2 separate regions of the Homo sapiens genome follow, and region 2 is linked to region 1. Evidence: chromatin loops called from intact Hi-C (ENCODE). Cell type or tissue: K562. All regions are shown on one strand. Links, peaks and the distances in the headings refer to the core of each region. The heading gives the core; the rest is flanking DNA. Region 1 has its middle 30 kb from the start of MIR466. Region 2 overlaps GADL1 (glutamate decarboxylase like 1).

Evidence for each region. A loop is a pair of places that touch in the nucleus more often than their neighbours do. Peaks named below come from ENCODE experiments on the same cell type or tissue, not always from the same donor. Only the 100,000 strongest peaks of a DNase experiment are listed, where the experiment ranks them.
Region 2: a loop joins it to region 1, with 5 times the contacts of the local background. A loop is called at or near these places in 75 of 110 quality-filtered maps.

The regions. Positions count from the first base shown.
Region 1 is chr3:31,130,729-31,133,658 of GRCh38, reverse strand. No RefSeq gene overlaps it. Among named protein-coding and RNA genes, the nearest start is that of MIR466, 30 kb to the left of the region's middle. In K562, for the core only: a CTCF peak has its summit at 1,312 (motif pointing right); no DNase peak of the experiment used is centred there.
Region 2 is chr3:30,778,521-30,781,450 of GRCh38, reverse strand. All of the region lies in intron 13 of GADL1 (glutamate decarboxylase like 1), which reads left to right. Among named protein-coding and RNA genes, the nearest start is that of GADL1, 110 kb to the left of the region's middle. In K562, for the core only: a CTCF peak has its summit at 1,567 (motif pointing left); no DNase peak of the experiment used is centred there.

The DNA.
Region 1 (2,930 bases), core at 177-2,676:
GGGGCTATTTTTTGGCTTCCTGGATGGTTACTAGAGATGGTGGTCTGATTTCCTGTAAATCAGGCTGGCTATAAGTCAGAAGTAGGCTGGCTTCCTATAGATTATGGGTTGGTTTCCGGGGATGATTTTTGCAGGCTATGGATCAGAGGTCTATTTTTATATATGGTCTGGCAACTTTCTATTTGTATATTCAATCTTTCAGTACAAAATTCTACAAATTAACATATGTGTAGTAAGTCAAAAACAGATACATTCTCCTAGAAAATTAAACAATCCTTTGTGTAGGCCTATTCAGCAAAATTCTAGTATGGCATTGAGAAAACACCCTACTTTCCCTTTACCTTATTTCCAAGTTTTTGATAATGTTTTACCACTGTATATTAGAGAAGGATAAATATAGAGGTTGTTAGAAATTCATACAATTCTGGAGAACATAGACACTAGATAAGAACTGGACAGAAGCACTGTAATTATTTCAGAATACATTTAATCCAGGAGGAAAAGGCAGTATTAGAAAGATCTATGTTGGGCAGAGTTTGAACAGCATTCTTCAATCTGCTTTACCAAGCATAAAACTTGTATTTTTAAATCTTTGTCTAATTTACTTCTTTAATTTATTTCTCAGTTGGTTCACACTTCAAGAATTGAAGAGACAGATGTTGTCTCTTTTTCTCCTCACATCTTAACACTAATTACTTCCTACAAGGTATCATTCAATAAACCAGAAAAGTAAGATCAATATCACAGATGCTCTTGACCAATGATACAAGGGAAACTGGACACATAAACCTTATCTTTTGCCCTTCTCTCCCCCATCAGAGTAGCACATGAGACAACTGTACTCAGCTTTGTAAATTATTAGCCAAATTTCTTAAAATTCTTAAATTCCTTACTGGCAGGTGGCTACAATCTACTGACGCATGTGTGTTTGAGAAATAGACATTTTTCTTTTCCAAAAATGTATAAAATAAAAATCCTTCCATGCCATCTTTTGGGTGTTTCTGGCATTATGTTATTTGTCTTTACATATATAGTTGTTAATTTTGGTAGGTGTCTAATTATGGACCACTATTTCATAAGACAATGGGACAGTATTGTTAATGGGAAACATCTTCAAAATATAATATTAACTTTAAATACAAATTTAATTAACTGGTCTCAACCATGAGGAAAAAGTCTATATTTATAATTCAAATTTTATTTAAACTCTACCTTCTCAAGTACCGTTGTTATGCAGCTTACTCATTTCTACAGTGCAATTTATAACAAAAATATCAATCACCTGGTTATCCACTAGATGTCAGTCCATCCTCACACTGAGGTAACAGGTAGACTATTCATCTGGTGACAAAAAAAAAAATCTGAGAAGTCATATACTTGCCTCCCTCCCAGTGGCATGAGGGACACCACAAGCAGGCCAACTTTCCATTCTTTTTTGTGTAATATAGGCTCAGATTGCCTTTATCATTGGCTAACTGACATTGGCAAACTGTGGTCTCAATAATCTCTTGCTTCCCTCTCATTAAACATGGCAGGCTCCAACTGAATTTGAAGGGAGTAATCAATGCTTTGTTTGGCTGTGTTAAATTCATGACGCAGAATGGAACTGAATGCCAGGATCATACGATACAAAAATAAATGTGTCTCTCAATCATGTGGTTCATTTTTAATGACCCCCAGAATGGAACATTACACACCCATTGACTGTAACCATACTGCCTGGCATGACTTTAGCTGCCAGCATCCTCAACAGCATCCTCCCAACAAAGGCTCAGGGTATATTTAGGATGCACAAAATTTATAGTATAATAGTTCATATGCTCTTAACTTCATATGAGCAAGTATTTTAATCAGGATGATCCTGGTGCAGGCTCAGAGGCATTTATGTAGTTGATAATTATGGTTTCAGAAGCTCTTTGCAGGGAACAGTTTACATTGGCAGTCTCTAAATCATATCTAGTTGAGTTAAAGCTACATTTGCCAAAGTGTCCTCTGACAGACACTGGTCCTGTAGGATGTGAATAGATTATAATAAAAGGATTCATAGAGGAGAATTCCATGGAATACTCTGGAAGAAACAGAATCAAACATGTTTCTCTGATGCAGGACTTCCCAGCACTTTTAATAGTGTCATGTGCAAATATCCAAGAAGAGGCTGTAATATGTGGGTTTTCTTTTTGATTTTAGAATAATTATTTTACAGAATATTTTGCCAAAGAAGTTAATTTTGAAAAAAGCAAAAGAGACTTCTGGACTACAAAGAGATACTTAGTCTCATGTTGCCCTTCCACCCTTTCTTACTGTTTTTCTTTCTCTTTCCTTCTGCATCATATATTGAACATATTTTATGTGTCAGGCACTATGCTGGAATAAAGTAATTTAGGTGTCATGCTGCAAAGAACAAAGGGTATTACTAGGGCATACTTTTTCTAGTAATACATAGAAATCCTTGTATCTAGGTACATTTTACATTTGGAAAGTTTCAAGGTCTGCAGCCCACCTAAAATAGGCACTGGCTATTGCCGTTGGACCCATGTTGTATCAGGGAAGGAAGTAGTTCTCTATGCAGTCAAAGGAATTCTTTCAGCTGGATTTGAAATCTTTTAGTGAGGACTTGACAAGAAAAGTGTTTAACCAACAGGAATTTAATGGGAAAAGTTTGGAGTTGTCGGCAGGACAGAGGCAAGTTTTGGAACAGAATTAAGTGATCCAAAGAGCCTGCCTTAAAAAACTACATAAGGGAGAGTATTAGAGGGAAGAAAAGGGTAAAAATGCACACACAGAGCAAAAATGAAGGCATGCCATGGGAATATGCCATGTCCAGTGGAAAGCAGGGCCCTGTGGCTGAAAGGAATATTCTTGGTTTGATACTTCTCTATTGTGAGCAGTACCAAGACACTTTGTAAAGTGCACATCGAGACCTCAATGAG
Region 2 (2,930 bases), core at 330-2,829, 350 kb after region 1:
AATAGTGCTAGCTTTAGCTTTTGTTACCTATTATTCTGATCTAATGACATTGTAAAGCAAAGGAGATGAATTTCTTTTGACATAACTCAGTTTTAGAGAACGTGAGCTGCTACCTTAGTGACCACTAATTTCTTTCCCAAATGGTCTCAAAATTTGCTAAATAATTCTTCCTGAAATTGATAAAGAACTTTAGAATGTTTTTTGTTTGAAAACCGGTATAGAATGTATTCATTCTTTAATGGCACATTACTCCTTTATCATGAATTTTTTAAAGATTATGACAATGCACTTGCTGCTCCAGAGTTTTTGTACCCTTCACTAGATACTTGGACTCCTGTAAATACCTTCCTAATTTTGTGGATTTTAGAACATAGACTAAATGTGTTCTCAGGACACCCAAGAAGTCAGACTTTCACATATGTAGGCAATTAAAATTAAGGGGTATACAAATGATTTACTCTGAAAATACTCATTAGTGCTTTGAAGTCTCTTTAAGAATTATGTAAAATACAAGCTACAGAGGCAGAGACAGGAAAAAGTCAAATATATTTTTGCAAAAATTCAAAGACTTTTTCAACTCTTAATTTTGGAAATGACCAAAGCAAAGATATTCCAAATGAAACATCAAATTTCTTCCAATGAAGTGAAGTGTCAGAAGGGCTTTATAAGCTTTCAAATGTTGTAGCACTGAAGCCATTCCATTCTAAAAGTGCTTAGTGATAGACCTTTTGCATTTTTTAGTAAGTTTCTGTTTGGGCAAAAGGAATCAGATCTAAGTCCTAACTTGTAAAATATAGAACCCATAATAGATAAAACATCGTAAACTGTTTTGTAATGTTCCTATGCAAATGAAAGGGAATAACAAATTTGGTGACATATTAGAGTCCACTCAGAAGACAAGAACTGCATGGTAAAGTGGGAAAGTGTAATATCAATAATTATTAGCAAGGGATTGGAGTAATGGAGGATTGCCTCATAGAGAATGAAAAACCTAAAAATGAACAGGAGTAGCTGATATAGAGAGCAGCCACCACACCTGGCACTGAGATAGAGCGCCCAAGGGAGAGTCCATCCCTTCCCAGGACTGAGGTCTAGACCTCTTCAGAGAGAGTATGACCTTGGCTCATGGGATAGCAGAAAAGTTTACTGAGATGTTACATTGGTGGTACTCACTAGAAATCTAGTCTGGAGTGCTGAGCTGAGGGAAGCCATCTACAGGGGCCATGCCACAACTTGGAAATCACTGCAAGCTACCTAGAAGGAGTGCCAGAGAAGTCATCCAAGGCAAGGTGCCTAGCTGGCATCTCTCTCCTTTGAAACCACCTGAGGGGAGTATGCCAGGAAAAGCCATTTATGGGCTCTCCACTTGCTGCCTGTCTGCTGTGATGCCACGTGATGCCACCTGAAAGGGGTGTACTGGGGGAAGCTACTGGGGTAGATGGGTGGGGGTGTACTTATGTTTCTGGTCACCAGTACTGCTGAAATGAACCACAGATTCTGTAGGAGACCCATGAAAGTGAGCACACCACACCAGGAAAGCATTCCTTCCTTCTCCAGTGTCTCTCCAGCACCCTCTGCTGACAAAGTCTAAGATTGGACCACATGTCATGGGAGAAATATCTGCAGAGTCCACCTACATTATTTTAGGACACTCAAAAAGGGTAGATTTCTGGCTGAGAGGCAATAAATTGATAACTGACATAACACAATCTAGTGACAGATAATTACTATATTTTTCTTCTACTTTCTAGTCAGGTATAGTTACTTCATTTGAAAAATGTGTTCACATTAAATGCTCAAAGAATTTGGGAGTTCAGTACAGTCTATCCTAGATAAATCTATTATATTAGGTTGCTGCAAAAGTCATTGTGGTTTTTGCCATTACTTTCAATACTTCAGAGATCCAGGTATAAATTGTGTAGATTTGTAAGAATGACTGTAGTCTCAATAGATGTTTGTGAAAATTGAGTTGAATTACAGTGTTTCATTTTAAACTACTTTTTATTAAGATATGAGATGATGGGTCTTTCCTCTTGATGAAATGCTTTGAAACTTTATATACTGGAGCATAATTCTGACAGTTATTGAGAACTGTTGCAACATTGGTTATTACAAACTGTTTATGGCAGAAAATGAAAATCAGTTCAAATATTGTCAGTGTGAAGCATCAAATGAGGAAGATGCATATGACACAATCTTTCCTGAATACAATTCTATATGTCTAATTTGTGAACCCCCAACATAATGTCCCAGATCTCCTAGTCATTGAGTAGTCATCGCATTTCCTATGTTTTTGTCCAGTGAGGACAAAGCCTTGTCTGCGTGACAAAGGCTGGGCTAAAGCCTGTTACAATACAGTCCCATGTTTAAGCAAGTCATGTCTGATAGAAAAACAGACTGGCAGGGAAGATAACTGGGTTATGATTACTTAGTGTAGATGAGAGTTTCTGATAGAACATAAACTGCCCGCTTCAGAATCACTTGACATGCTTCATAAAATGCCAATTCTTTAGCCTTTTCTAGGATGGACTTAGACATTGGACATTTTGAACATAGGAACCTGAGTTCCTATGAGAATCTACATTTTGAATAGGTCCCCTAGCTAATTCGCACTTTTACTGATATTCGAGAGCCGGGAGTCAAGGTGATGTTCTTTTTTCAAAAGCAGTATTGGCTAGGGTCATAGTAGTGCTGGTTAGTGAAGCCCAAGCAGGTCACGCTGTTATCATCTCACAGGTAATCAAAGCTTTTGCATTTGCCAGGTGTAGGGGCCAACTTTGGCTGCCTTAAGAAGAATTATTGGAAGCCTATGATGGTATAGCAAATAACTTAAGGATCAGTGTTGGAGAGAGAGGATCCAGGGCATCTCTGAGCATGTATGTAAGCAGGCACTAACTGACGATCAGAGCTGGGTTGAGTCAGCTTCAAAC